Regions from separate parts of the Homo sapiens genome. Here region 1 is linked to region 2. Evidence: chromatin loops called from intact Hi-C (ENCODE). Cell type or tissue: dorsolateral prefrontal cortex. All regions are shown on one strand. Each heading gives the region's core, and the rest is flanking DNA. Links, peaks and the distances in the headings are about the cores only.

Evidence for each region. A loop is a pair of places that touch in the nucleus more often than their neighbours do. Peaks named below come from ENCODE experiments on the same cell type or tissue, not always from the same donor. Only the 100,000 strongest peaks of a DNase experiment are listed, where the experiment ranks them.
Region 1: a loop joins it to region 2, with 2.0 times the contacts of the local background. A loop is called at or near these places in 3 of 110 quality-filtered maps.

The regions. Positions count from the first base shown.
Region 1 is chr4:89,756,102-89,772,811 of GRCh38, reverse strand. The region is part of intron 4 of SNCA (synuclein alpha); the gene reads left to right. Among named protein-coding and RNA genes, the nearest start is that of SNCA-AS1, 72 kb to the left of the region's middle. In dorsolateral prefrontal cortex, for the core only: no CTCF peak of the experiment used is centred there; no DNase peak of the experiment used is centred there; H3K27ac peaks cover 2,508 bases.
Region 2 is chr4:89,699,410-89,716,119 of GRCh38, reverse strand. The region is part of intron 1 of LOC124900602 (a long non-coding RNA gene); the gene reads right to left. Among named protein-coding and RNA genes, the nearest start is that of SNCA-AS1, 130 kb to the left of the region's middle. In dorsolateral prefrontal cortex, for the core only: no CTCF peak of the experiment used is centred there; a DNase peak (open chromatin) is centred at 6,869; H3K4me3 peaks cover 629 bases; H3K27ac peaks cover 2,396 bases.

The sequences.
Region 1 (16,710 bases), core at 4,736-12,735, 55 kb before region 2:
GCCTGTAATCCCAGCACTTTGTGGGAGGCCAAGGCGGGTGGATCACAAGGTTAGGAGTTCAAGACCAGCCAGGCCAACATAGTGAAACCCTGTCTCTACTAAAAATACAAAAAAAAATTACAAAAAAAATACAAAAAAAAAAATAGCCAGGTGTGGTGACAGGCACCTGTATTCCCAGCTACTTGGGAGGCTGAGGCAGGAGAATCACTTGAACCCGGGAGGCAGAGGTTGCAGTGAGCCAAGATAGTGCCACTGTGCTCCAGCCTGGGTGACATAGTGAGACTCTGTCTCAAAAAAAAAAAAAAGAATAAAAACAAGAATGGTCAGAGTCCTAGTACCTTGTCCAGTGTAGTGCTGCCTTGAGATTGCATTGCAATCTGTCTGAGAGATAGTAAAAGAAAGTGATACCTTCCTTAGCCCTGTTTCTCTTTAGACTATGCTTTCCCCTCTCCAAGTTAATATCTCTCAGTCTAAAGCCTGGGAAAAGGTGCCAATTTTGTTTTTCTTTCTTCCTCACACCTCCTAGAAGTTACACTGGGACACTATTACTTTTTTCCAGGCTTTGGCCATGTGTATTGTTTTGGAGAGTCAACTTCCTTTTTTCTTTCATTCTGCAAATAGTTTTGAGCTGTCACTCTGTACTAGGTGCTATAAAACTTACAGGTGCATTTTACATGCCTATTTCCTATAGGCCACGATTTAACAAAATGTTCATAAATGAGAATTAGGAGTGCATGTATTGAATCACCACACATTAACTGAACAGCTTTCATTGGCCAGAGACTATATTGACAGTGGAGATTCAAAGATAAACTAGAGAAATCTCATGCTTAAATAACTTTCTATAATAAATTATATAAGAGAAGTAGGTTCAGGGATCTTGGGAGCTCAGAAGCAGGATGAGTTAAACAAAAGTTGGATTTTGCCTTTAGCTTGGTTTCATTATCCTGAAGGAAGAGCCTGAAATATAGTGTAGGGTGCAAGTAGTATATGTGGGTGGCAATCTCGGGAAACAGGAGCATGTGATGAATAAGGAGAAAAAGCCAATATAAAGGTACTGCATTGAGGGCAATGAGGGCTCTAATTCTCTGCACCTTCTCAAGCATTGTGCAGATTGGTTTTCTGGATTATCAGCCTGAAGGACAAAACGAAGAAACAGCCATTAGCTCCTGTCTCCCATTGTCTGAGAGCTGCCACTAGGATATTAACTTCCTGAAATTCTGCAGAAATCTCCTCTTACTTTGGCACTGGAGATGCCCATACGCAGAAAGCAAAAAGGCACAGCATATTTAAGGAAGCTCATAAGAAACAGTGCATCCAGAAGTGGCGAGAATTGGAGGAATGGACATGAGACTCTAAGAACCAGCGCCTTTGATGTTCCTTTTGATCTGTTATGTAGCTCTTCTTGTACACAGGTGAGCAAAGGCATGCTGGACAAATGGATTCACATGTGCTAAAGCATGGGGCAAAAACCACATATTAATTCAGGAAAAGACAAGATGCGTGGCCCTCTCTGTCTCTGTCTAAGGGTGAATTAAAGAGGGGATATATGTACAGAGTGGCAGGGCAGGACTTGAGATAAGAAGGCTAGGTGGGTGCTCTCATGCTAGTAGCATTATAGTACAGGTGATGAGAAGCTCCTGAAGAATCATCTTAACATTTGTATTTTAGAGCAACAGTATTGAGTTCTGACTTAGAGACAGCAAAACTAAAGACAGAAAGACTATTTTGATTATTAATGATGTAGATATAAGAATATCGTCAATGTGAACTAAAGCATGAAGCTACTTATGATATATCATTAAAAGGATTTAACTGATTGGAGACAAACGAGAGGGATGGGGAAAAGAATTCATTTGTTTTTAGTTGCTCTTTTTTTCCTACTTATTCCTTTGTTCCGAGTGTGAATAAACTTTGTAAACTTTTATACTAAAACATTCTGCTCATTCATACTTATTTCTTTGATGAAACAAGGAAACCCTTGTATAGTTATAAACGTGTGAATCAATTTAAATATTAGGAAATTTTTTTAAATAAAGCTAGTTTTCTGAAGGGGAAAAACTTGGTTCAATTTTTTGCTGGCAATCTGCTTTGTGATTTTTGAACATGATATCTACATCTAGACTCATGTTTTGCTAGCTGGAATTTTTTTTCAAATTAACGCTACCATTATTATATGCTTTACTATTTAGCTTTTGCAGCCTTGGAAATCTATGATTAATACAAATAATTCTCTATGGCAATTTTAAAAATACATGTAAAAGCCTTCAATCTACATTGCTACTGTGTCGTAGCACAAAAAAAGAAAATGTGATCAAATTTTAATAAAATCTACAATTTATTCCCTTCTAAATACAGTCCTAGCTCAGGAGAAAGGAAGCTATTTGTATTTTTCAGAATCAAATTTCCCTAAATGAATATAGAGAAAGAATTATAACTGAAATATTGTTGAAACAGTGGTCATCTCAAATCTGAAGGTCATTCCAAAAAAGTTTCTGAGTTTTCATTGCCTCAATCTAAAAGTTGGCCTTTTTGGTAATAGATGAAAGTAAAATAATTGAAAGGGTCTGTTGCAGTTTTGGAATATCTTGAAAATATAGTAGAGTGAAGCCTTCTTCCCTTAAATAAAAGACAAGTTGCTGATTGTTTTCTTTCTAGCCAGATAAGAATAATGCCTTCTTTCTCTTGTTAGTCTTAACACCTCACTTGTTACTATGTGTCAGAAAGGCGAGACACCATAAATGGAGATACTACTGATGGAGGTCATCTGACATGGGGCTGGTAGGCAGTGGGAAGACTGGTATGGACACAGGTGGCTTAGGGGTTGGGGAATGATATGGAACTAAGGAAATGATAATTAGCAGAACCCAGTGTGCATGTGTGTGCATTCGTGTGTCCGTGTATGTGTGTACTGTAGCACAATGCAAGAAAGAAAAAACAAGGCAGACTTTTCATAATTTCAGGGATAAATAAATCCTTTATCACTTCATGTAGAATATTGGCTACTTGGAGGTATATCTAAACGTAAATATATAACTATATAACTACATGCTAATTAAAAACATACAAAGAAGAAGTGCCTAAAGAATTACAACAGAAAGTGGCATAGTGATTATTAGAGTTAATATAATATAAATAAGGCCAGGCATGGTGGCTCATGCCTATAATCCCAGCACTTTTGGAGGTCAAGTTGCAGGGATCACTTGAGGACAGGGGATAGAGACAAGCCTAGCCAACATGGTGAAACCCATCTCTACTAAAAATACAGAAATTAGCTGGGTGTGGTGATGGGCGCTGGTAATCCCAGCTACTCAAGAAACTGAAGCAGGAGAATTGCTTGAACCCGGAAGCTGGGGCTGCAGTGAGCCAAGATCGCGCACTGCACTCCAGACTGGGTGACAGAGAAAGACCCGGTCTCAAAAAATTAAAAAATAGTATAAATAATATTTCAAAACACAAGTCTGTTAAGATAAAAGGTACAGAGGAATGGTGAGATGACTTTTTTATTTGTGTGATAAGGGACTGTTTTCTGTGATTGTGAGAAAGACCAGGAGTTAAGAAAAAGTGGCCATCAATAAATCAGCCACTTATGGGGAAGAACCATAAACCACTCTCAGATGAAATACAAATGCAGTCATTATTTAATATTATTGGAATATTTGTATTAGTTTTTGGTATGTGCTGCTAGTGCTGGTACATTTTAGTAGTCAATTAATATTTTGTTAATCTTAATTTCTAACTAAATTCCAGAGTGAAATGGAAATAATAATGAAAAAATTTTATTTACAAAACAGATTTTGTTTTTTTCTGTTAAGAATGATACACAGTTGTCCTTCAGTAGCCATAGGGGATTGGTTTCAGGACCTCCCTTGGGTACTAAAATCTGCAGATGCCTAAGCCCCTGTTATAAAATGGCTTAGTATTTGTATATAACCTATGCACATCCTCTCATATACTTTCAATCAGGGGTCCCCAACCCCAGGGCCATGACCAGTACTGGTCCATAGCCTGTTAGGCTGTTCGATACCAGGCTGCACAGCAAGAGCTGAGCTCCTCCTCCTGTCAGCTCAGTGGTGGCATTAGATTGCCATAGGAGCACGAACCCTATTGTGAACTGCACATGTGAGGGATCTAGGTTGTGCGCTCCTTATGAGAATCTAATGATAAATGTAATGTGCTTGAATCATCCCAAAACCATTCCCCTTCCCCTCACCATCCCTGTCCGTGGAAACATTTCTTCCAGAAAACCAGTCCCTGGTGCCAGAAAGGTTGGGGACTGCTGCTTTAAATAATCTCTAGATTACTGATAATGCCCAATACAATGTAAATTCTATGTAAATAGTTTTTATACTATATTGTTTAGAGAATAATGAAAAGAAAAAGTCTACATGTTCAGTTTAAGTGTTGATAAGTGTGTAGAGAAAAGGGAACCCTTGTACATTGTTGGTGGAAATATAGATTGGTGCAGTCATTATGGACAATAGTACGGAGGTTCCTAAAGAAATTAAAATTAGAATTACCTAAGACCCAGCAATCCCTCCTCTGGATGTACCCAAAGGAAATAAAATCATCACCTCATAAAGATATCTGCACTGCTATATTCATTGCAGCATTATTTACAGTAGCCAAGATATGGAAACCACCTAGGTATGTGTTGGTGCATGAATGGATAAAAGAAACTGTGGTATATGTATATACAATGGAATATTATTCAGCCTTAAAAAAGGAGAAGACCCTGTCATTTGCCACAACATGCATGGACCTGGAGGATATTAAGCTGTGGGAAATAAGTCCAACACACATCCACACACAAAATTGCATAATCTCACTTATATGTGGAATCTAAAAAGAAAAAGTTCAAATATAAAGTTAGAATAAAACAGTGGTTACCGGCCGGATGTGGTAGCTCACGCCTGTAATCCTAGCCCTTTGGGAAGCCGAGGTGGGTGAATCACCTGAGGTCAGGAGTTCAAGACCAGCCTGACCAACATGGTGAAATCCTGTTTCTACTAAAAGTACAAAAATTAGCCGGGCATAGTGGCAGGTGCCTGTAATCCCAGCTACTCAGGCAGTTGAGAAAGGAGAATCACTTGAACTCAGGAGGCATAGGTTGCAGTGAGCCGAGATGGCGCCACTTCACTCCAGCCTGGGCAAAAGAGCAAAACTCTGTCTCAAAATAAAAAAACAAAAAACACAGTCCACACACTGGTTACCATGAGTGAGGTGGCAGGGAGGAGATTGGGAGATGTAGATCTAAGGATACAAAGTAGCAGATATGTAGGAGGAACTAAAAAGCTGACATGCAGGATGACAACTATAGTTAGTAATAGTGTATTGTATTCAGGATTTTTGCTAATTGAGTAGATTATAGCTGCTCTTGCCACAGGGGAAAAAGTGGGTAACTACGTGAGATAGACAATGGATGTGTTAATTTTTGTCACTATAATAACCTTTTCACCATATACATTCATCTTATAACAGCATGTTGTTTACTGTAAATATATACAATAAAATTTATTTTTAAATATCTGAGTATGATTTGATGATTTGTGAAAATAGAGTGAATTATAATAATTTTAAATGTAAGTTAATGTTATTAGAAAAGAAACAGAAAGAACATACCACACAGAAAGTCTGTCTGAAGGATCTTTGTTTTCTCCACCAATACAAGTGTTCATTGATTCAGAGGTGGATTATGAGATATGACCATAAAACAAAAATTTCAAGGGAAATATATTTTATTCAATGAAAAATTCTCAACACAACTGTTATATGCCAGTAAACACTATATCTTTTAAATAACAGGTCATATCTATTATATTTAAAATTCAAGGAGAGACTACATTAGAGATGCTATTAGATCAACTTCTAATTTCAAAGATTTCTAAGATATGGAACAGTTACTCCTTATACAAATTAAAAAAGCAAATGCTGAAGAAATTCAGCTACATGGATACACCATGAGGTGGAAAGATGCTCCATAACTCTTAGTTAAACTGCACTAATTACACATAAAAGGAAAATGTTTCATTTCACTGTAATTTGGAAACCAAAGAAAGAAAAGACTGAATTTTTACATACTGTTAAAGAGATTGCGTATCTGTTCTAAGTTTAAGACAGAGGCAAAATGTATTTTATTCATTTGTCCTGCACCGTTTAGAAATAAAATTCAACTTCCTTTTAATTTTTTTTAAGAATAAAAAACTCAGTCTAAGGAAAGTCTTAAAGTTTTCATTTTAAGTGATCCACTGTTCTAGAAGTTTAATATTTTGTTTAAAATGTTTATGTTCTGTATTCCACCAAGTCTAGTTTTAAAACAAAACAAACAACAACAAAATACTTCTCTAACTTGGAGTTTAAGGTGAAAGAAACCAATTACGTGGTTTGGAAATGTCACACTTTTCATCTCTTTTTTAAAAAAATTTTTAATTCAGGACAGAAATTGTATGGATTTAGTGTAAGTCTTGGGATCTCACAAGTGTCAGTATTTCACTCTCCTCCATATCTTGATAGCAATAACTTGAAATAGGATCTCAGTAGCTCAAGCAATACTGGGCTCTGAGAGTTGGTTAAAAATTATTTGGCTGAGCGCCTGTTGCTGAGGGAAGAACTAATCTCGAGCATATTTTTGGAGCCAAATACCAAATTGTTTGTGCTTAGCAACACAGCACCAGGCTTGCCCTTCAGAATGATTCTAGACCAAATGCCAGAAATGCTCTGGTTCTGACTACAGAGTTCTATTCACAAATGACAGGAGGCAAGAGGTCCTCCTCACTTTCAGAAGAAAGGTCCTTTGCTTTCTTAGTCAATGGTAGGAAAACCATTGTGGTTTTCATTGCATTACATAATTTTTAAGGTGATTACTTCAATAAGAAGTGCTCTGTGTATATGTGTGTTTATAGACGCATTTTTTAAACACTGGAGAATTTCTGAAAGTAGTACAAACCTTGTAATGTCAAGTAGATGTGGGAAAAAGGGAGTTTACAACATTCTCTCCTGACATTGCTCTCCTTTGGCATCTGCATTTTTAAAATGTTAAAAATGTTTAAAAACGTGTGCTTAACACTTAATTTGGTGATAGTTGCTGTTACCAAGGCAACTCTGTAACTCCACCCAGATAAAAATAAATCTTGAAGATGAGTTTCTGTGTCTCTGAGCAAATATTTTTGTGAATAGTAGAAGCAGAGAAAGTTAAAGATACCTGAGCTTTTGATCTTTACTAGTTTTATAGATATGTTTATAGTTATACATTTTTATTCATACATTTTAGATAAATAACTTTGTAAAGCAATTGATTCTTCTTGTAAAAATCAAGTATATTCTTAATAGACTGATAAACTTTCTTTTTTTGAGACAGAGTCTTGCTCTATTGCCCAGGCTGGAATACAGTGCCATGATCTTGGCTCACTGCAACCTACCTCTGCCTCCTGGGTTCAAGCAATTCTCCTGCCTCAGCCTCTTGAGTAGCTGAGATTACAGGTGCATGGTACCACACCCCACTAATTTTTGTATTCTTAGTAGAGATGGGGTTTTGCCATTTTGGCCAGGCTCTGAGAAACTTTTTAAGGTCTCTTTTGCAGCCAGCTATTTGTCTACCTTATTTCATTCTTAATCTCACTAGCCAATATTTTTTCTGTTTAAGTGCTTTCAGCAAATATTAAATGCTTGTGCCTTCAGTCTTATCCTGTGGAAACACTGGTAATGACAAAAACACATATTTCAACCTAATATACAATAGAAACAGAATGCCAGTTATTCATGGAGGAGAAGAATAGACTTCTGTATTTAAAATAACATTTTGCTCTGTGTTTTAAAATCATTCTTCCTTCATCAATTGTAAGCATCTTGACTATAATTTATACACCTAAAGATAAATAATTCAGTAGCAATGATAACTGAAAACAGGACACATACAATGAACTAGCTAAATTACCATACATTCTCATCCATTTCAAAAATAGCTCTGTACTTTTTTCAGATTTTGTTAGAAGAATATTCAATACAAATTTTTATTCAATGAACACTTCAGATGTCAAGATTGTTACCCACATGGACAACAGTAACCTAGGTAAAGATTCTGCAGCCAGGCGTGGTGGCTCACACCTGTAATCCCAGCACTTTGGGAGGCTGAGGCGGGCAGATCATGAGGTCAGGAGATCGAGACTATCCTGGCTAACATGGTGAAACCCCATCTCTACTAAAAATACAAAAAATTAGCCAGGTGTGGTGTCATGTGCTTGTAGTCCCAGCTGCTCGGGAGGCTAAGGCAGGAGAATCGCTTGAACCCGGGAGGTGGAGGTTGCGGTGAGCCGAGATTGCACCACTGCACTCCAGCCTGGGTGACAGAGCGAGACTCTGTCTCAAAAAAAAAAAAAAAAAATTTTATACCTGGGCTCTGTGCTCACCAGCAGAAGGGGTAACATGGCTTCTTAGGACAACCTTACTTGACCATTTACTTCTTTGACACTAGGGGTATTCTTAGATCAGCAGGTCCTTCCCTCCACTTATGCACATGAGGCTCACAGAGAGTCTGGGAGGCAGGGAATTTATGATTGGAAACAGTATACTTTTTATCTAAGAAATTATTAATGTCACTGCATTCAAGTGATTAACACCATCAATATCTTCAAGACTAAGGGGATTACATGATGTGTAAAATTAGAAAACTGTCATCTACTAGTGGCTAGGCACTTTAATTATATTAAGCATGCAACAAGAGAACTCTTCAAATGAATCCATCTCTCCTCTGTATTATTTCCAACCCTTGGATCCCCATCTGTTTCTGCAGACAACAGCTATGCTGCTGAATGTCTTAATGGTTTGCTGCCCCAACTAGCTTCAAGATACTGCAGGTCAAGCATAGCATCTTACTCTTCCCTGCATCTCCAGCACCTCTCAGAATGTTGGTCACATAGAAGATGTTTGCTGAGGAGTTGAATAAGAATATGTACAAGGGACACAATTAGCATTGTTTAAAAAAGATGTAACAAGATAGGGTAAAGGAAAGCTTTGGAGGATAAATCTTTAGAACAATCAATAATATCTTCTCCTCTGTTGGTTAGTTGCCCTTCAATCTCAGCCACTGAATCAAATACAACATAATTACTATTCTGATATGTTCTTGAATCGAATATCCAATAATAAGATATTCGGATGCATAGCCATGTCTAATATCAAAGCCCATGCTTTTCGCTATTATTGTACTCCATACATTAGCTTCCAAATTTATTTGCAATCCAAATATTAAAAGCAAGTCATAAGCTTAGTATCGCCAATGTGATACTAAGTATCCACTTACTAAACTTTATTTTCAAAATGTGGTTTTATCTCAGTTTAATGAACACGGCATGTTTTAATTTACACTTTCATATTATATAGTAAGGGCGTGGTTACAGATATGTTAATTTCCTGTGCTGCTTCACAATGATGGAACATAATAGCAAATGAAACTGTTAATTTGCAGATACCCATAGGCCTTTGGTGTCTGAATAGAAATAAACACACCTACAACTGAGAGAGGAAGCATGTGAAGCATTCCAGTGAACAGAGGCCATTTATTCAGTCACAGACACAGGAGAAAAACAACAATTAAAAAAAAATCTCTGATGAAAAGTTCATAAAAAGTTCACTCAGTTTAAGCATATGTCCTATAACTACTTAAAATAGAGTTCTTCTTAAATATCATTCTTTGCTGTTTTTAGATTTCTTCTGCCTGTATCAAATTAATAGAACACAGCATACTTTTAATTTGCTCTGGTTTCTTAGTGGGGCATTTATTAAACACATTAAAACAATAGTCTCAGGGTTTTACTGCTGATGTTAAAGTTCTGCTTTCCTACTTACCAACTGTGTCATCTTAAGGCACATACTTTGCCTCTCTCTCAAATCTCCCAAATGGAGAATGATAAGAATACGTACCTCAATTAAAGAAGCTATAACAAGTAGAATGTTTGGAAAAGTGCCGGGTACACCATAAGCCCACTATGAGTATTGGATTGTATTACCTCTGAAAGCTGCAGAATGGAATTCTCAAAGTTATATGTCCCTAAAATCCTCTTAAGTGACAGAAATGGAGAAATTAGCAGTCTGTCTAAGAGAGCTTTTCTAGAGTCTGGGCATATGTTTTTAGGACAAGACAGTTCAGCTTCAGCTTAAAATGAGAGAGCACGTCTGTGTCCTTACTCCTGGGTGCCAGGTTTCTTGTCCCCATCTTAAGACAAATAATTTTGGTGGAGAAGAGGCAGTCTCTTTGATTTCGCTCTAAAAACCTTTTCTGGAGGAGGTAGACACTCTCCACCCCCGTTTTGAGACTCATGCAGCTGAGGATGACTGGCTGAGTACAAGCAATTGTTCCTTCTAAGCAGTTTCAATTCTTATAACTTGTGGAGATATTCTTAAGTCCAGGGGATTTTGTGTATGGTGGATTTTTATTACAAAGTCCTGTACTTCATAGGAACAAAATAATTCAAAGTCAGGAACCAGATCAAAGCCACAACTCAGATATGGCACCTTGAGAAGTTCATTTGTATTTCACTTGCATAAAAACCCTCACCACTGCTATCTGATTTTCACAAATCATTCAACAGCTATCCATGAAGCACCCACTGTGTGTCTGGTCTCTGTGTCAGTCCCTGGCTTCATGTGTCTTTCCTTCTGTACCCTGACTCCCCAACTCATGAACACATGAAGTAAAAAAATGAAAATCTTTTTCTGACCTCTCTTCAAAATCACTTTTTTCAAAACAAACACCTCTCACCTGCTCATCCTCCAGCCAGTAAATCACAGGGGCCTAGAAATGTCACTTACAAATATTTTCTGATTCTGTCCCTCCCTTCAAGCTTGCCAACATTATCACAGTTTAGGGCCTGCTCATCTTTCCCCCAATCTCCAATTAGATCTCTCCACAATGCAATTCTGCACATTCCCTGTTACAACCCTTCAATTATTTCCCAGCCCATCCAAAATAAAATCTAAGCCTCTTACTAACACATTCAGGAACTCTGTGGCCTACGGTTTTCTACAGACTAATTTTCCAGCAGTTGACTTCCAGTGCAAGTGAAAACCTAGTGTCATGCCTGCATGATAGATAAATTTGAAGCTGAAGAGCCCAAATGTATAGACCATGCCATGAAAGGTTTATAGTCATGACACAGTGGCCCTATAGTACAGTGCTTGAAGCTGGCTCTCTACTGTCAGACAGACCACTTGCCAGCCATGAGACCTGGGGCAAAATGCCTTAATTTTTATGTGCCTCAAGTTCTCATGTGAGATGAGAATAAAAATTACCCCTATTTCATAAGATTTGATAAAGTGTTTAGCATAATACCTCATAACAATTGCAATTCAGTGGTGGTTATTATTATAAAGAAAAGATGATTAACTTTATCTTAATGTTTAACTTGTTCTGATAGTTATTGATCTATAGCTTTGATATGGAGGTTTGAGAATGACCTGGAAAGAATTGGCCACAATGATTGAAGATAGTGATACAAGAATAAAAGATGACTGCAAAATGTAAACCTGCAATAACAGAAAGAATGAAGTCACTGGTCTCATGGGAACTGATATGGGAGAAAAAAACAGATCAAAAGGCTATTCATGTTTTGGGCCTCTTTGTCAAAATGGAAATGAGAAACTGGGGAATAAAAATTAAAGCAATTCTAGCATCTGGTTTTAACATAATTCTTATCCCTAAAAAGAATCTATAAGAAACTCCCAAAATGACAGGCAGCCGTGGGTAGCATTGCATTTCAAGTAATCTTTTAATTGTTAAAATTTAAGTTTCCAACATGAACATAAAATTTTCAACCTAAAAGAAATGAGTTCCAAATCTGAGACAAGTGAAAAAGGATAAAGCCTACTAGGGGGTAAATTCCATCTCTTTAGAGATCTAGTACCCAATTTAGCAATGTCCAATCAAGCCTTTAACTACTACATTTGAACACCTCATCATTTCAAAATGTTACTTAATGATGCCAATTAACTGTACAATGTCTCTGCATAGCACATAGCCCTAAAATGATTTGTGCAATGTTACTGTCAGTAAAACTGAACTACAGGGAATGCTCATATTCTATGTCATTATATACAGAAATGCAATATCAATAAAGTGATATCTGTTGGTATTAGAAAAAAGTGAAAATTTTCATATCTTTCTATTTTCTTTTTTCCTCAATGGGATGCTCTTGTTAAAGATAGCTCTGCATAGTAAGGTTTGTATAAACATTATTTAGCTAAAGTTAAAAGGGGTAACATACTGGTTCTAGCACAGATATTAAAACAAATTAGTTTGTAGGTAGGGCAGCAATCAATTATATTACTAACCATAGCTTTGGTCCTTTTATCCTTTCCCATTTGATTTTACACAGTGGGATGTTAAAGGTTGAATGTCTTTGGTATCTATAAACTTAATTGAAAGCTGTTATTTGTTTGTTTAAGTCTGTTGATTTTTATAATCATAATTTTACTCCTATAGATTTCTTGTAGGAGTACTATATGAATTTATGTTGCACTGAATTTTGTTATGTTATACAAATTAATAGGCTTTTATTTATGGAAAGCTACTATTGATCTGTCATTTCTTAAAAAATTACTAAAAAGTGTTAAAACTTTAAATGTTGGAGAGTTTATATTTTAAAAGTTACATGCTAGAAAAACATGATGTCTGAGTATATTAGAAGTTATAGATAATTCATCTGTCAACTATAAAACTCTCCAACACTGCCTTTCTTTAATGAATAATATGAAATTTAGCAGTGAAAATGTGACAATGTACAATCCTAAATAAATCAACAAATTTAGAGATGTACCTCTAAAACCATTGTAAATTCAACAGTGTAATTTTCCATTGGACTTTCACTTATTCATTCATTAAACAAATGTTTGTGAGTGCCTGCAATGTATGAGACATTGTACTGAAGCTAGGCAGTGTGAGTTATCATATGGGATTATCCTTTAAATACTTCTGAGGGCAAAAAAAAAAAAAAAAAGAAGAGAAAAGGTGTGAGGAAAGATAAAGGGTTAATTCATTAAAAAATAACACTTGAGGACTGTTTTCTTTGCAAGGCATAAAGTTATCACCCTTTCAAACAGTAGATATTTCACATTTAGGATGCGAGACTCCAGTTCCAACAAAGCTCATTGCACAGCTGCTACCCTGATTAAACTGCTACATGAACTCTGAGCAATGTAGCATGGTAGCCGCATGCTTCTGCTTGCATGATGGTTAATTCCTTCCATTCTCATTAGTGATTTTCTGAGCTTTGAAATTCTGATGGTACCTAGGATATAAAGCATATTTATCTAACTGAAAAACAGATAATTAGATGTAACATAAAATATGAATGGCTTTGTCACTTTATTGTAGCAGAGAATGAATGTGGGATAAATTAAAGCTGATGCTAGAACATATGCCTATTTTTTAGCTGGAAAATTTCAAGATTTATGTACTTTGGGCTTGAGAAAGAAATGGAGTTTATTTTTTATGCACTGACATCTCTTTTTTTTTTTTTTTGGAAGAGCTCTCTTAGGAATGAATGGTATGTAAATACAGTAGGAATGTAATTATAGATTTTCCTGACCCAGTTCCTAAATAATAGATATCATTTCAGAAGTGCCCCAATACCTGACCTTTTGCTCCAAGCCATATCAAAGCACACATCTAGTCTACTTTTCACTCTCATTCCTAGCCACTATGACAATACTATTCAGATAAAACTTCTAGTCCTCTACTTATGTGACTCATACCAACTTGACCTTACGATAGTGACTGGGGGTGCATATCTAGGTTCATGCTGTTTGTCCATTATTATGGTTTTGTGAGAAAAGGCAAAATTTCTAGGTAAAGTGTTATGAGGACGAATAATCCACCAGGCAACCAACTGACCCTTTCATTTGCCATCTTGTCACTTCAAACAGCTCTCCAGAACCTGCAGCCAGCACAGACCAAAGTCAGGTTTGTCTCCTCTTCTGTTGATGAACAAAGGTTGATTCCATATCGTGGCTATTGTGAATAGTGGCAGTAAACATGGCAGTATTGTATGAAAATATCACAGATAGCCCTTAAATATGTGCAACTATGATGATCTATCAAAATTAAAAATTAAAATTTATTTTTAAAAGTTCAGTTAGAAAGCTTGTAGTTCCTGGCAAACTACTACCTTTCTCGGCAAAAGAATTTGATATCTCTTAAATATTTTCTGCCTAATGCTGATAGATTGTATTTACATATTCCATTAATGCAATAAATAAAATTACACCAAAACATCAGCATTATTTATTTCCAGGGGCATCTCTCAAAATAAATTCCTCCAAAATTCACAAAACCAAAACCAATGTGAAATTGTACTCAGGGATGCAAATGTAGCCCAGTGAAGCATTTGCCCACTTGTTTGGTATTATTGAAGCACAATTAGAAAAATGTGCAATGTATGCCCAAAAATTCTATAATAAGGGCCAGGCGCGGTGGCTCACACCTGTAATCTCAGCATTTTGGGAGGCCAAGGTGGGCAAATCATGAGGTCAGGAGATCGAGACCATCCTAGCTAACACCATGAAACCCAGTCTTTACTAAAAATACAAAAAATTGGCCCAGACGTGGTGGCGGGATCCTGTAGTCCCAGCTACTCGGGAGGCTGAGGCAGGAGAATGGCATGAACCCAGGAGGCAGAGTTTGCACTGAGCCTACTCTCCAGCCTGAACGACAGAGCGAGACCCCATCTCAAAAAAAAAAACCATAATAAGAACTTTTTAATATACTATATTATAATGTAAAAAGACTAGATGTCAAACAAATTAGGTGATGGGAAGGAATTGAGGGAGAATTTTAGACTAAGCAATTGAGCAGCACCTGTTTTTCACCACAAATCTGTTACATGTATTGCTCAATTGTGCTGAATCCATATTGGGTCCTGGTGGCTATGTAATAGTCTCTTTCTTGGATAAATGTTTGTCCTCTCTTATGGTTTACTAATGGTGTACAGAACAGCATTGAATAGTGGTTATTTCCTATGACTTCCTAGATATCTCTCTCATAATCCTGAATGTTTTAAAGATCATTCTTAGATAGAGTACAGCTAGACACGAACCATAGTGGAAATCAGGTAGACAAAATTTAAAAGGAGTCTTAATTGAAGGTCATTTTATTGTCCTCAGTATTAATCTTACTTAAAACAAACCTGTCACTGAGCAGAACTCAAAACACCAGAGCCCTTTGCCAAATGTGATTTTTTACAACAGGAGCGCTGGCAGTTGAGAGGAGTATTCTGTCACACTTGAGAGAATTCGAGTCCCTGAAGATTTATATGAATGCTTAGCTATTATCGAACCATCTCTTCACAGATGACTTAGTAAATGTCTGCCTTTGCATCAGATAATGGCTTACAAGTTAATCTCCTCTTGCTCCCTGTTACACACATATACACCTTCTTCCTAAACAGCTCATAAGGTGAAAGAAAGACTCAGATTTCTGACTATGTAATTGATAATATCACACGGACTGCCTGCTCATCATCTGCTAGTCACATTGGCAGAGTTGACAGTTTTGGAGACACTGAAGACAGTGCATATATTAGGAAATAAGCAGTTTCCTGATATAAATTTTCTTGTAGTTTATAAATTACATAGCATTTATTATTCCCTCATATTTTATAACATTTAATAATAGAACTGACACATATATTCATTTTAAACTCAATTGTGTATAATAACTATCATAGCAACCCTTCAGTGCCTAAATATCAAATCTTCCATTCCTCCCATGAACATCTTGAATATATAGGTACTGTGGTTAGCTCCAACAAGCTTTTGGTTAGAATTCATTGCACTGATACATAGACATTGTTTTAAAGGCAATTTCAAATCAAAGCTGTCAGCTGTGAATCAAGCACACCTTAAAAAGTGACACATTTGTCACTAGATTCCAGCCTCTCAAATTACTGACACGCATCCTTTTTATGTAAAGATGACATTGTTCTTTCCTGATATATTGCATTCCTCATGAATTTCTTATAGTCATAGAATTTTTATAAACCATTTCAGAATCGCTGAAATAAACATCAATATTTTTAACTTTTTCATTCTGTCAAAAATATTGTATGCAGAGATATTGCTGTAAGTGTGTATACCTGTGCTTAAGAGACTAGGGCTGAAGAGAAGTAATCAACCGAACCACTGGTGTAAATGTGCGTCACATTTTTAGTGACTAGAAATTGAAATAATTCCAACAAATTTATGTGCTTTGGGCTTGAGAATTCAGACTGCCTTAGGCTAAGATAAAAATCTTTTCCTGGTACTATATACCTTCTTTTATTGAATGACTACCTGGCTCTTTCTATTATATATGCAGATTTTGTACCTCTGGTCATCTTTGTAAATGGTGCCTAAAAGATATTTGAAGAATAAGTGACCAGCAATAAGAACAAATGTCTATACAAAAGCACCCTTTAGTTGGATGTAATTCACTACTTTGAGTTGTTAATAACCTCTAAGGATGACAGTAGCTATTAGTTGAATAAACCATTATGTCTATTATTAGAACACTAGATAGTTTATAAGTCCAAACAATGCATAAAATACCTATCTCATGTTACCATTGTTTAGGTTACCAGATAATTGTTCTGTCCAATTATTCCACTTAATTTTTTGCTTGCCCATTAGCTAAATGGCAAGATAAAATTTGTCAAACGGGGGGGAATGTATTGAAAATGCTAG
Region 2 (16,710 bases), core at 3,200-11,199:
GACCTTTCAAGTGACTGCCATCAAGTGCAATGACATTTACTCTTGAAATGTTATTTCTCTGTTCTTTAAACCATGGCCAAGTTGTCTTGATCCCTTAAATAAAGAGACTATAGGTCACTGGAGGGAAAAAAAAAAAGAGGTGAGTTCTAATCATTGGGAAACAACAACAACAACAACAGCAACAACAAAAATCCTCAGTCATCTCAGGACACCATCAGCTTAAAAGAAGACAGCACTTTTTTGGGAGTATGTTTGACATTTTCCACATATTTCAAGAAGGTCTTACTGATCTAAAATTGTAGCAGATGGAGAAGCAGCAGGTGTGAACTCAGCAACTATACAAGAGACAAGATTCCAAACTAGGCCAGCAACTTACGGTCTTTCACATTTGAGGTGAGGGAATGGATTTACTTTAGAAAAGATATAAAAGTGTGTGTGTGTGTGTGTGTGTGTGTGTGTGTGTATAACATGCATTAAAAGCTATGTTAGTATCTTTCTATAAGACATGCCATGGATCTAGAGCCTAGGAGATGGATGATAGCAAAATAAATAAAACAGAGGAAAGACTTCTACACCAAAGTTAAAAGAAGAAACCTAACTCTGTTTACTGTCCAGACTAATTCAAGTTACTGTGCTTTTTCAATTTATATTCATTTTTAATTATTTTCTTTTTTTATTATACTTTAAGTTCTAGAGTACATGTGCACAACGTGCAGGTTCGTTACATACGTATACATGTGCCATGTTGGTGTGCTGCACCCATTAACTCGTCATTTACGTTCGGTATTTCTCCTAATGTTATCCCTCCCCCATCCCCCACCCCATGACAGGCCCCAGTGTGTGATGTTCCCCGCCCTGTGTCCAAGTGTTCTCATTGTTCAATTCCCACCTATGAAGGTTATTGTGCTTTTAACCTCAGGAATATGCTTCTCTAAAGGCAAATTCTTACTTATTTTGACAACCTCTCCCCAAATACTTGCCCTGCCCGTTATTTCAAAATTATTAAAAAATAAAATCATAGCTATTTTCTCAATCAGAATCTCTGGGTTCAAGTTTTAGCTCTACAATATTCTAGCTACGTGACCCTAGGAAATATATTAGCCTCTGAAAATTAGATATAAATTGGAAATTAAAACATTCACGCTACTTTGTTTTAAAGATTAAATGAGATCTACTATAATTATATTAACGCTTAATAATACCTAGTATTTCTTTATTTCCATTTTCTCATCTTCACTGGTGTAAGAAAAGTCAAAATCTTAACAGCAAGATGTAATAGAATTAAAGTGATATTAATATTTTTTAAAAATATTCAGGTCAAATAAATATACGTTTGGGCTTTTAATATAGTAATTCCTTATATTACTATGGTGACTATTATAAAAAAAAGAGGAGTCCAGGCGCGGTGGCTGACTCCTGTAATCCCAGCACTTTGGGAGGCCAAGCGGGGGTGGATCATGAGCTCAGAAATTCGAGACCAGCCTGACCAACATGGTGAAACCCTGTCTCTACTAAAAATACAAAAACCAGCCGGGCATGGTGGCACGTGCCTGTAATCCCAGCTACTCAGGAGATTGAGGCAGGAGAATCACTTGAACCCTGGAGGCAGAGATTGCAGTGAGCTGAGATCACGCCACTGTACTCCAGCCTGGGTGACAGAGGGAGACTCTGTCTCAAAAAAAAAAAAAAAAAAACAGAAGAAAAAATTTTCAAAAAAAACTTTGAGCAATAAGATCTTAGTGCAAAAGAAACCAAATGAAAAGTGTTTGAAATAAAGTTTCAATCTTTATTACCAATGCATAAATATCTTTCTGTACTTTATCTTGGAGAGAATTTGATAGTTTCCAAAAAGCCTTTTGATTCGGTTAGGACATACACACAGAGATTGAAATCAAATTGCAAAGCAACATCTATTTATGTATTTACACCATCCTAACTTACATGGAAGAAAAAGGAAAGTAATAGAAAAGCTAAAAGTACTACATTCTTATACATATGTTTGAAATAGACTGTACACAAACTAAATATAATCTGCATTTCTTTTGGCTACAACAGAGCACTAAGAAATGTTTTACAGACTGTTCAACTGACTCAATGTTATACTTTTAAATATCAGTGATATAAACAGAATAAGGACATTCTAATATATCTTGGAACTTTATCCACTAAAGAAATGCATTTAAGATTTTGTGTTCTAAATACTCTATTTTAGAATACAAACAAGCAGGGAAAAGCAATCTTGGCTTCCTCATTCTTGGTTCTTTGATAATATCTATAACTTTCCACTTACAGTTTGATTCAAAAGGGCCATGACAAAGGTGAGAGGCACATTCACATTAAATAAAGGGCAGTAGCAAAACTTTGCAAAATTCAAGTTGTCAACAGCTAAATATACCTTATGGTAACAGTCCCTAAAAGGAAGCTAAATTTGTAAGCGAACCACAAGGTTCAAGTTTTCTGAAAAAAGAGCCAATGGTGGATTTTAAGTATCCTTAAATAAGATGTAACTTCTTGCATTTTATATAAAATTTAATGTCCATATGTCTACATAGCTTTTTCTAACTAAAAACATCTATATTCTTCATCCACTTCTAAAGTGGATGTAACCCAGAATAGGTTAAGAAGCTATATAAAGAAGAATAATATTGTGTAATTACTAGAAGCATCTCAGAATAACTGACTAAAACCTTATTTTCACAAAATATATTGCATAAAATATCAGTTCCTGGGGAGTTAAACAGATACGTAAAAATTTGATGAATAAATTAAACTTCTATACTGCAGGATTTTTCAGAGCTATTAACATTTTAATGAGCATTGTTTGTCTCCACGAGTGTGATACAATAAGCAGTTTCACAAATTCGCCTACCCAAGGAAGTTTTCTTAGCTCACAGTGTTGTATGGCTGTGATAGTCCAAGGAAACCGCTTGGAGAAACGGTGATTTAAGACTGCACTTTATGACCAAACATTGAGTGATAGATAATCAAGTAAGGATTTTATAATGAAATTCAAACTAACCAATTTTTAGTGAGTAAAACAGCAACTGTGCCTTTGGAACCATGCTGTTCTCCAATGAGCAATAACCATAATCACACCGCTAAGTAAATTGACTGGCAGGTCCCAAATGGATAAATACTTCTTCACATATTCTTAATCGCTTGGGCAAATTACCTTTAAAGAATACTTTGTCTAGCTTTGTTGTCCCAAAGATCCTTATTATTTCATCCCTAGCTAGTTATCTAGTACACATAAAAAATAGAACTAAGAACAGCAAAAATGGGGTGGAAAGGATAAAAGATAATGTTTCAACTGCAAATTCTAGGAATTACAGTCATTGATAAAATTGTGTATAATGTGACAAGTATAGCCGAGAGCTGTATTTTAGCTTCAGGATTACCAGAATTTGAAGTTTAATCCACTGTTAACCTATGTTAAAACAACCAAAACCAAAAAGAAAGAAATGATTAGCAGAGAATCAAACACGCTGCTGTTAGTTAAACTTGAGTAATAGTGAATTTTCATTGTCATATTGCCTAAGACCTAAACATTCTTTGTAACTGCTTCCAGCGTGATTTTAAAAACCTGTAGGTCTGATGTTCTTTATAAATGAATAGGAAACACATTTTATTTCAACTAAAATCACAGCTGTAACCTAAAGAGAGAAAATGAGATTGCAGGTCGTCCTTTTCCTTCCTCTTTATTTTATCAGCTGTTCAGTTATATCCACCAATTCCATTTAAGCTGACAACTGGTATTTTTCTTTCATTCTCTCTACTCCCACTAATATTATTTTAGCTTCTGAGTTCTCTCCTAACGTCACCAACTTGTTTTTGCCTACATCTGTTCTTCATTAGCCTCCCAGAGAGGTATGTTTTCATTCAACTTTATGGAGTATTCATGATAAGCATGAGACTGAATATTATGTGTTTCTTCCAAGATCCAAGGAAACTGACAATCTCTCAAGGGAGCAAAGGACAAAAATACCTGCTACTTTATCATAGAAAAAGATAAATTTTTCAATATGTGGCTTTCAACGTAGTAAATGAGATATGGCATCACTAACTTGATTCTTCATTTGTAAAATGCTATTTTGATATGGCCTAAGTGTTGCTATGGAAGCTGATATTACTCCTCAGTTGTAAAAGGGCAAGAGACTGTACATTTAAGAAAACATTATGAACATTTTGGGGAACCTATATTGTTAAAAAAAAGCTCTGTTTTAGACATGCAATAATATTTAAAGTGCTGAGCTGATATTTACAATATTTTGTTCTTTAGCAATCATCTTTCTACACTGCTAGAGCACCGAATTATCAAAAATTAATGTGGTACACCGAGCAGTGGAAATGAGCTTTCTAAGAATATAGTTGTCTAAAATATAGTACTTGAATGTATTTAAAATTAAGTTCACTATAGTTTGACAGAATACCTTCTGTATATTTAGATTAAGGGCATATTCTCTCAGCAATATTATTTTGGTAAACTGTAATATTAAATAAGACATTTTTGGAATGGATATTTGAAATTTTGAATGGATACTTGAAATTTTGTGTCATTATGGTTAATGCAAACATTTAGTCTGACTGCAAATTTTCAGAGAAAAATATTTGTTCACTTGTTGGTAGGCAGGAGAAATGTAAAAAGATATTAATGTTTATAATGTGAAAATATATTTATATGCTTAAGGTATACATAAGGTATTAGCTGACAAAAGTAGACTTAAGGTGATAACAGACACCAACTGGAGCTAGATTAAACAAATAAACATATTTTTTAGGAAGATGTTGTCACATCTCACAAAAGCTAGGCTAAAGCTGAAAGACCCAGTCCCAGATAGGCTGGTATCAGAGCAGGTTCCAGGTGTGGGAATTCATAGGCCTCAGGGCCACTAGCATTTGCAATAAAACTGAGCTACCAGAAGCTCCCAGCCTCTGGTTTCTCAGTTCAACTTTCTAAATTCCTAGGATCTTCTGATTGCCACAGCTTAAATAAGCCATCCATATCAACCCAATCAACTGCAGCAGGTGAAGCAGGTCATATAGCAGTGCCATGGCTGGTAGAGACCCACCTCACTGTAACAGGGACAGTTTCCAGAAAAGTAGAACTCTTGACAACTAGACACTAATCCAAGAGTTATTCTACAACTCAAATGAGTATGATCATTTATCAAATTAAATTTCAATGACTATCAAAGTTGATGACTGCATCTTTCAGATTTCATTTCATTGGTATCCATTATGAGTCATGCTCAATTCAATTTTATTAGAAAATATATGCATGTGCGTGTATGTAAACATGATAACTTTGCCATGTAATTAATATGGTTGATGCTAGTAATGTTTACACAGTTGATTTAAAATTAACCTAGCGCTCTTAATGGAGATTATTTTATAATATGTGGAGAGGCTTCTGCCAAGAATGTTAGTGTCTACTTCCAACAAGCTTGAACAGAAGAGGTGCAGCCTGGAGCCATCTAGATTAGACCCCCAACACATCAGATTGGCTTGAATAAGTCAGTTTTAGATCAGTTTTAATGACTATCAGAGTTGATGGCTGCATCTTTCAGATTTCATATTTGTTTGCCAGTTACAAGCCGGTTATCCTCCTACTGGGCAATAAACCTAAAGGGCATATTCAGTCTTCCTTGGAAGTACACAGAGAGGAGTATTACAAAATGTATTCAATTTTATTTTTATGAGGATGCACTTTGATTTTTAAAAAATCTCAACTCAATTGGCTTAATTTTTTTTCACTCCATGCATTTGCAAAATCTGGAATGTAAATGTAATCATTCAGCTTGACTGAATTTTATAGGAAGTGTACAACTTAGTTGTATGAATAAAAGAAGAAAATAACCTTTCTACATACTGATGCATTTATTAGAAATATATGGGTTCGATGCCTTTTTAGAAATAAGCTGGGGTTTCCTTCTGCACATTAGTAAGTATTAAGAGAGGCTGTTTGTTTGTTTGTTTGTTTGTTTGAGGTGGAGCTTCGCTCTTGTTGCCCAGGTTGGAGTGCAATGGCACGGCCTTGGCTCACTGCAACCTCTGCTTCCTGGGTTCAAGCAATTCTCCTATCTCAGCCTCCCAAGTGACTGGGATTACAGGTGCCTGCCACCATGCGCAGCTAATTTTTATATTTTTAGTAGAGACGGGGTTTCACCATGTTGGCCAGGCTGGTCTTGAATGCCTTACCTCAAGCGATCCACCTACTTTGGCCTCCTAAAGTGCTGGGATTACAGACGTGAGCCACTGTGCCCGACTGGTATTAGAGTTTTTTTACTGCTCTCAGATTAAAGGATTTTACTCTGTTACTAACTGCACGTGATGAAGTTAATAAAGAAGTTATTTGACTTGCTTTCCAGGCAAGTTGGTAATCATGTGTCAGCCGTATTTGCTTTTAATATTTAGAACTTACCAAGAAATTCAGTGACAATACAAGTGGCACACAAGGGAGCAAAGAAGACACTGAGTCCTTCAAATTACTACTTAATGTTTTTGATTTTTAAATAACAAAAGCCATAGTTACTCTTCTGCCCACCCTATAGTGGCATAATGAGGTGATCAGTAGAAATTGGGGGGTGACTCTTTAGGATTACTGTTAACTGAGGAAAGATCTGACTTCAGTGGCTCTTGTGAGAGACCTCTGTGGTCAAAAATAGCTAAATTTGTCCCCTCCCGCCTCTGAAAATAAGCAAGCACATAACTCCTTTAAGGAATTCCCTTTGTTGCATCTTGGTAGTGGAAAATGGAGAACAGGAAATTGCAAGATGAAGAGACAGGCTGTCATTGTGGGAGCAGCTGACTGCTGAGCTGTGGTAACATAAGTGGGGCTCAAGCAAGAACAGAGATGACAGAAAATACAACAGAATCCTTTGTACATTCAGAGGAGCTGTTAGATTCTGGGCCAGACACCAGCAGTGCATGTAAGACAGGAAGTAAGCATGGACGTCTGAGAGATGAAAACCTTGCTGTTTTTTATACTGCCACATGGCATGTGTGGAAACACCAGGGAGCTCCACAAAACTCCATTTTCCTCATCCTTCCTTTCTTTGGGAGAAGGAAAACATACTTTGAGCCCTTGACCCTCACCCTCAAGGATGTAAACAAGTTAGAATAACATTCCCTCTGTGATAGCATGCCACGCTGCCTTGAAAGGAATTGCACTGGGAATGAAAGGCAGAGGTTTCTGTGAGTAGAGATAAGGGAGGCTGTGAAAACTGAATCCATTATGTTCCACTGGTTGAAGCAGCATTACTGGAATTTCACTGGTATCCCTTCTGAGTCATAATCAATTCAATTTTATTGGAAAATATATGCCTGTGTGTGTATACAAACATGATAACTTTGCCATGTGATGAATATTGTTGATGCTAGTAATGTTTATACAGTTGATTTAAAATTAACCTAGAGCTCTTACTGTAGCTTTTTTTATAATATGTGGAGAGGTTTCTGCAAAGAACGTTAGTGTCTACTTCCAACAAGCTTGAACAGAAGGGGTGCAGCCTGGAGCCATCTAGATTAGACCCCCAACACATCAACACATCAGATTAGCCTGACCAAGTCAGTTTTAGATCAATAATAACTGTTAGCTTACCTGTGATCTATTTCTTATTGTGAATCAAATTCATCCCAGTGGACAGAACCCAATTCCAATGTCAGCCCTTAAAATTAGCTTCATTCTATTTACACTATATTACAAGCAACCAATTATTGTATTTAGTGAAAGTCATCACACAGGCCATAAAAGAAATCTAATATTTATATTTTCAATAAATAGAGTAATTACATTGTGTTAGACACTAAACTAAGTACTTGCAACTCATTTTGAATATTGCCTGGTGGAGAAGAAATGTATCAAACAAGAAGATAGAATGAAGTTTGATGCTACTGATGGTTATTAGCTTTCTTATTTGAAATGGAACAAAACACCAGAAAATGGAACTGCACAGGCTAGTACAACACATCAGGCTTTTGAGAGGTTCAGTGCAAGTACTAATTATAAAGACAATGGAATCAGATGGCTCTTGCTGAGCATAACTGATGCATTGGAGGAAGACACCAAAAGGTTGAGGGTAATTAATCACACCTCAAAAGCAAAATGTGAAAGTCAGAGGTCCTCGTTGGCAGCATATAAAGTAACTGTTATCTTTTACAGCTATAGACAGACAGAAAAAAACAGAGGATCAGGGCCAGTAGCAGAGCACCAGAGAAGGCTAAAGTCTCAACTGCATCAAGCCAAGGCTCTTGTTGAAAAGGGGTGAGACTCTGAGAAGTGCGACGGTGCCATGTGGGTAGACAATATTGAAGCCCCAGATCCTCTCGAATTCTCTGGGTTTACAGGAACGTCCAACTCCTTCCAGCTAAATACTATCACTTTCCTCCTGTTTGAAGACAATGCAGCAGTCTCTAGCTTGCAACCCCACCTAAGAACCTAGCCACACCTCCTTTCCTAACCACCAGACCAATACGTAGCATCAAACCACAACATTAACTGGCTAGTGAAGTACTGAGACAGAAAGGAGGAAATGGAATAAATGAACTATATCCCAAAGAAGCTCCATGATCCAGGCAACATATACCAGTAGCAACCAGAAAATGATGTATAGGACTAGATCCTGCAGTTGCTGGATTAAGAGACTGGAGGATGGGTGGAACAAAAGTCTGAATAATGAGGAGTTTATTGACATAGTAGTATTCTCCCACAATACCAGGTCTAATTACCTGGCAAGCACACCAAGATATTGTGCTAATATGCTGGTTGGATTTCACTTCGAGGTTTTGGGGGACAGCAGTGGCCCATAGTAACTGAAATATAAATGGAGCAAGTGCAATGGCAGATAATGGAAAAAGGCATGCTACAGTGAATATTAATGTAAGCTTAGAAAATCTGCCATCTGAACACGTTCCACGGGTGGAGTTGAAGGACACTTCTTTTACCAAAGTGCTAAATTATGCTCTGGTGAGAGAGGCACCAATATCATTGAGAAACTCAGTAGTGACTGTTCCTCTGTTGGTAAAGAAAAACAGCAGGAGATTCTGTTACACAGCTGGACTCAACTGTTACACAGCTGGACTCAACTGTTACACAACTGGGCCAATAATATGATTTGGAATGACAGAATTCCAAAATATAGATATGAGGTGGTGGCATTTTATTGTCGAAGCAAGGAGGTTACAAATAATGCAATGAGCAGCCAGCCATGGTGGCTCACGCCTGTAATCCCAGCACTTTGGGAGGCTGAGGCGGGCGGATCACAAGATCAGGAGTTCAAGACCAGCCTGGCCAAGATGGTGAAACTTCATCTCTACTAAAAATACAAAAATTAGCCAGGCATGGTGGCGGATGTCTGTAATCCCAGCTACTCAGGAGGCTGAGGCAGAGAACTGCTTGAACCTGGGAGGCGGAGGTCGCAGTGAGCTGAGATCGTGCCACTGCACTCCAGCCTGGGTGACAGAGCGAGACTCCGTCTCAAGAATAATAAATAAATAAATAAATAAAGCAATGAGTTTGAGCAGCAAGACTGGCATGACAATCTGGGGTCCTGAACCACAGGACACCATGGAAATGGTTAATAAAACATAGCTTCCTAAGGGCAGATAGATTGTAACCTAAAATGAAACTGCTCAGTTCATATAACCAAAATAAATCAGAAGTAAAGGCCGAGGGCACCAGGACTAATGAAATGCTTCAAATGGTTGTCTGTTTCCATATCTGAGACAATTTTCAGATCTGAAACATATGAGCTGAAGGGCAAACTGGGTTCTCAGGAGGAAGAACCCTGCCTGAACAGGCAAATGGACAAATATGTAGGAAAGTGATTCCCACAGTCTTTCTACAAAGGGGCTTATAGTTATTCATACAAGGAACCATACACAAAAGAGGAATACAAAATATTAGTGTTAGACACTAAGTTGGCTTAGACTAAATCTAAAATGCTCACAAATGTAGAGTATATAATACATGCAATACTGTCATGGGTTGTCACACAGTGAGTCCACAAGGTCCCCAGAACCAACCAGTGGCCATTTCTCTGATCTTGGCCCTGACTATGTAATTGGTGTAGACATACTGGATTGATATTAGAACTCTCACAAGTGTTTCTGTCCTGATTGGGAGAATACATTGTAGTGAGGAAGGCTACATGGAAACCTCTGAAACTCACCAACTCCTTTCCCGCTGGCTGAGTTAGTAAATAAAAAAACAATATTGTATCTTGAAGACAATGGCAGAGATCAGTGCCACCTTTAAAGGCTTAAGAAATACAAAGGCGATGGTCTGCATTATATCCCAAATTAGTTCACTAGTCAACCAGATAAATTCTGTTTGCTGTACTGGATGTGGAATAATTAACATGGGCTCAAATACATGGAGTGCTGTATGGCCATTACTTGGGCAAATGTCTTTATTTCCATTCCTGATAAGAAGAAGGACCAGAATAAGTTTAAATTCATTTGAAACAGACAGCAATGTACTTTTATGGTCTTCCCATAAGCCTGTGTGAACTCTTCTGTCGTCAGTCCTAACATAGTCTGAAAAGATCTATACTGTCTAAACATTTACAGAATATCATATTAATCCACTATATAGACAACACCATGTAATAGGACTAGATGAGCAAGAAGTGGCAAATATGTTAATAAAATATGATTTTGGTTAAACACATGACTTCCAGGAGATGGGAGATAAACCCCATGAAGAATCAGGACCAACTGCATTGGAAAATTTGAGAGTCCCAAAGGTCTGGGCAATATTTGGACATCCCCTTGAAAATAAATGACAAATTATTGCATCTCACACATCCCACCACTAAGTACAGAGCATCTTGGGGTCCAAGAGACAGAATAGTCCACCACTGGGAATAGTACTCTAACCTTCAGCAGATGGCATGGAATACAGCCAAATTTGAATAGGATTCAGAGTAGAAAAGTACCTTGCAGCAGATTCAGGCTGCTATGAGAACAACTGTACCATCTAGACCACAGTGTTGTGAAACAACTAATATTTTTCATTTCTGCATGATCCAGGATTTCTGAGTAAAGGATGATTGAATAGCAACCTGAAAGATAAATCCTCCCTGGAGCCATTTGCTTATATTTCAAAATGGTAAAGAAAAGCTAGAGATTTCCTCTTCCTCTCCCTGGAGAAGATTTGTCTACATTGCAAAGCAAAAATCCTTCTCTAGGGAGGAGGAGGAATAGATGCACCAGATGCCCTACTTAAGCTCTGATTCTCATAATTTTTGGATTCCTCTTCTGTAGCAAAACCTCTATATGCGCAGGTGATATCTGGCCCTCATTGTGTTGCCCAAAGGAGAACTGGGGCACTGCTGAGATGATCTGCAAATAAATGATGTGTTCTTTCATCCAGAAGTAATGTCTCAGATCCTTCACAGTTTCAAACTTAAAATTGTTATACATAATTTGTGGTGGAAAAACACATGTTGTGTGGAATTTCGCACAAACCCTAGTAGGAGTTTCACAGCATAAATCCTAAGGATTCTGGAACATGACCATGTCATCTGCAGTAGAGAATTAAACACCATTTGTAGAACATCTCCTGGATTGCTCCTTAGCCATAATAGAGATGAAGAGAATACAGCTTGTTGGCATCAGCCGTGAAGATGCATGACAGTTTTATGAGAAGGCTGATGAATAAGGGTCTGAAAATGATGATGAAGAGCACAGAGTGTTCAAATCCTGCCTGTCAATGCTAAGAGGTAAGAAATGGGAGAATACATAGCCTTGCTTGAAAGAAGAAAATGTTAATCAAGGTCTTTCAGGGAGAATGAAATTTTATTTAAATCCAAGATGTGCAAAGTACTTTGCAAAGAGTTTAGTCATCTCTAGAGCTCATTAATCATGGAATGGTGGACTTAGAGAAGGAGTTTAGAAGGATCAGAAGAGAGACGGGATCAAGGAACAGAAGGAAAAAGCATTATTGATAGGAGAATAAGACAAAACAACTCTTATCCCAAAAGAGTCTACACTTGAATGATGGTTGAAAAAATAAGGAGGTGAAGCAGGTTGATGTTGGGTGCCAAAGAGAAGCGCAAGATAGTCAGCGATGAGTAATGCAGGTTTTAACTGTCATCAGGGCGGGAGGCCAAGCAATAGCAGCTACAGCATAGTGGGGTGATTTTCAAACGTTTGATGGCTGACAGTGATGGCAAAGGCAGTGGAGGAAGAGATTCCCCATCTCCTCTGAGATCTACAGGAACCCAGCTGTATATTCAATTCAAACAAACATGCCTATTTTCAGAGAGAATTTACAAAATTCTAGGAGCCTGCTAGGCCTATAGTCTCCTTTGAAGCACAAATAATTCTGTTTTTGGGCTAGTGTGATAAAAGCAAACAAACCTCAATCTACTGGACACTGCTAAAGTAACTGTCTAGGTGGAAATGCAGAGACCACTGTAGATGATAATGAAGCTAACCCAATCAGATTTGTGGGGAGAAACTATGAGAGGTCTAGGTACACAGGAGAGGCCAATGTCACTGGCCTTCATGCTGTATCCCTGATGATACTAATTTATTATCCCAGGGCTATCTGAAGCCTACTGTACTGAAAGGCTGAATGTCTGAGGAAACATCATATGATAATAATCCCATATCCATTTCCCTATGTGCTTACCTTCATTGGATAGGTAAACTAGGTACCATTCTTTCCTATTAATATAAATAATTTTGCTACAATAGCTAACTTTTCCCGAGGGCTTAAATGTGCCTAACACCGGGCATGGTTTATAAGCTTTATTTAGTTTTATACTTAAATAACTCAATTTGCTTGGCTCTGTTATAATAACCGTTTTTGTCACAGAAAGGAAACCAAAGTTAAAAAAAGGTTAAGTAACTCGAGTCTCACAAATGGCAAATTTTGGAGCTTGATTTCAAACTCAGGTGGTTGAAATCAGAGGCCCTGCACGCAACCACTAGCCACATTGGTGTTTCTCTTTTCACTTTGCTTATTCCTATCCATCTTCCCTTGGGATTCTTTCCATTAGGACAGTTGAATACATTTGTTGCAGTCATAATATTATGTTTTCTCAGACAGTAATAAGTAAAGTGGCAGACAGAGATAACCAAAAGAAAAGGAAGGGGGCATTGGTTAAAGTGAATGGAGTAAATTCATTTAGAAAGCAAATGATTTTTTGGTCAAAGTGGCAGAAAGTGGAAAACAGTTAATGCTTGATAAAATCTATTTATAAATCTGCCTTTTATTCACTTAATTCTGAGAGATTGAAATTGAAATATAGTTGATATTTGACACATAGTTGAACAAGTGGAAATGAATATATAAAATATATATGTGAGAAAATTGCATTTTTATTGAGCATAAAATCTAGAATTAAAATTTAGGTTTTGCATTTGTGGCTCTACAAAATGGACTTGCAGCTTTTCCTCACTTGGCTAAAAGGTGGCAGCTAAACTGTACTCTGTTTTATAGGTTTGAACTATGATAGTTATTTGAGGTAGATTACATTTCCCCAAAATTTCTAAAAATACAATCTTTGCTGTTTTAATGCTCTTTCACAGTATTACCACTCCTCATTAAGGTGTAAAGTCTATTTCTCCTCCCCATAAAATTGGGCTAGCCTTTGTGACTACATTAAAAAAAAATGAAATATGAGTGATGCCAAGTGGCTTTCTAGTCTAGGGCACTGCAGCATAATAGGTGATACTGCTTCCACCTGGCTCACATTCTCTCTCTCTCCTCATCTTTGACACCCAGCCACCATGTTGTGAGGAAGCCCAGGCCACATGGAGAGGCCATGCCATGTGTACATGTTCCAGCTGACAGCCCCAGAGAAGGACACAGTGCACAGCCAGGAATAATTTCCAAGTAAGTGAATGAGCAAGCACTTAGCCACACAAAAGATACCAGTCCCCAGGCCACAGGCTTCTGTCCAAATGCAGAAGTTATTCCCATTCTTCAGTTTCCAAGTTTGATGTTCATTCTCAAAGAAATTTTCTCTGAACTCTCATATTCTATTAAGTTGCCCTTTTATATGTTATTATAATGCCTCATGAATCCCCTCCATAATGTATATAACATGTAAATATATGTCTACTTATATAATTATATAATTATACAAATCTAATTTGTATAATAATTTATATTTGTATAAAATTATTCATTATGAAATAAATATATATTTATATTCTATATATATCACGGAAGAGCTGTATCTTTCTGGTTCCCCATATGTACTCAGTTTTTTAACTTTGACATTTGGTAGGCCCTCAATACATATTTATTGTGTAAATTAATTGTTACTCCAGTGTTACTTCTAAGGGACTCAAGTTACAGTGGTTTAAGAGTCCCTACAGGCTCAGAAAGACTTTGGTATTTGCACTCTACTAGATTGGTAGGGGATGGTAGAAGACTGTCTAATCAGCATGGTTTTCAATTTTGCATTTATGTCTTCATAGAAAAGTAAGTGTGATTTTGTTTATTTTATAGAAATAAGGAACTCATCTGAGCAGATTTGATTGTAAAATTACTTTTCCTCCCTTGGAACATATAAATGACTCCTTTCAAAGTGTCTCTTCTTTCTGTGCTGTGTTCTGCCATCATTTATTATTCAGAAAATGAGGCTATCGTGTAAAAGGCAGAAAAGAAAGAAGGGAGCCTGGAAGATAGATGCTGCAAATTTAATCCTGGCCAAATGACCGAGGGGCGGGGTGACCTAGACCTGGATATGTTTTAAATCTTCCCAGGCCTGTGCCTCTGTAAAAGATTGTAAACAAAGTTTTCCTGAGGAAAACAAAGGCATATAATGTACATATATTTCTAGTGATATATGTGGCACAATGTAATGCTATGTGAAGCAATGATAAAGATCTTTGAGATCTGTTTCAGGGGCAGCATGCTAAATAGTAAGAATAAGTGCTGTGAAGTCAAGCAGAACTTGAACCTGATTCTTCTGCTTTTAGCTGAGCCTTGTCTTTAAAGTGGTGTATAATTAGAACTAAATGACATAAAGCATGTAAAACACTCCATACAGTAAGCTGTCAAAAATTATACTACCTTTTCCTGAATAATACTAAGAAATTAAATAGTGAGCTGTTTTTTATCTTAACTGAATCAATGCTAGTATTCTGGTTGTAATATTATACTATACTTGTGCACTATATACGTGTTACCACTAGAGGAAACTGGGTAGCTGGTACATGGGATCTCTCTGTCTTACTTTGTACAACTGTGTGTGAATCTACAATTAGCTCAAACAGTTTAATTTTTTTAAATCTAGACTGAGAGGGAGAGGAATCTCCACTCAAACAATGGTTCAGCTGAGAGAATCTTTAGAAATTCTATTATTCAAGCTCCATCACTTCACAAATGATGTAAGGAAGCCCAAAGATATTAGGTGATTTAGGCAACACATAGTCACCAGCAGAGCTGCAAAAAAACATATGATGTCCCAGTTACATGTTGCTTTTATAACACAAATTTAAATATATTTTTGAGGAGAGACCCTTGGCATCTAAGTAGCCTTTTCTCTTTTAGCTCCGGAGTTGCTTGCATTTTGTATCTACAGCCTTTTACAAAGATGACTATTTTTTTCTGGGCAATATTTGTAGTTCTTTATACTAATATAGATTTTCACAAAATCCTTTCATGTAATAATTTAAGAAAGTATCTGTTGATAAATAACCTTGATATTGGGTGGCTGGGCATGGTGGCTCATGCCTGTAATCCCAGCACTTTGGGAGGCCAAGGTGGGCGGATCACCTGAGGTTGGGAGTTCGAGACCAGCCTGGCCAACATGGTGAAACCCCGTCTCTACTAAAAATACAAAAATTAGCTAGGCACGGTGGCAGGCACCTGTAATCCCAGCTACTTGGGATGCTGAGGCAGGAGAAACTCTTGAACCCGGGAGGCAGAGGTTGCGGTGAGCCAAGATCATGCCATTGCACTCCAGCCTGAGAACAAGAGCGAGACTTTGTCCAAAAAAAAAAAAAAAAAAAAAAAAAAAAAAAAAAAACAAGAAGAAGAAAAGAAAAGAAAAAGAAATTGGGAACAAGCTTGAATAAGGAACTAGAATTTAGGATTTCTGCTGTCAGTTTTCTCTTGCTGCTCTTTGACAGAAATGCCTTTGAGAGGTTGTATGAATCAGGTCTTACTGTCTATAGAAAAGAATAATGTTGTAGCTAATAATATATCCATCACATCTTTTTTGAAACATAATGGGAAAAATTCAACATTTATAAATAAAACACATTGCAGACATACTAATTGGAATATCCAGTATGAAACATTATACAGGGCTAACGAGGCTTTTGGGTAATGTCTTAAAGGACCCCAGACATCCCCATCTCAAAATGCTCTACCTCTTTGATTGGCTTTTTTTTCTGTAACTTTGCCATTATGTTTTTATTCCTATTGGTTGCATAAGTACATTTGGATGTAAACACTTCAAAAGAAAGCTTTTTGTTACCACTATTTTATATTGCCTCCAAACAGAAAACTAGCTGAAACCAACATTCTGAGATGATAAGAGATGGGATAACTAAATTCTGTAGAAGGAAACATTAAGCCATGATGAGAAAGAACTGGTCTTCATAGGCCACTGCAGTGGGAAACAACACAGAACGCTTCAGTTATGGTGGGAGGAAGACAGTAGATAAAATAGGGAGAGAAATATTAAAAAGGTTTAAGAGAAGACATCTTAGAAATACATCTTACTACTTTACTGTTTTGTC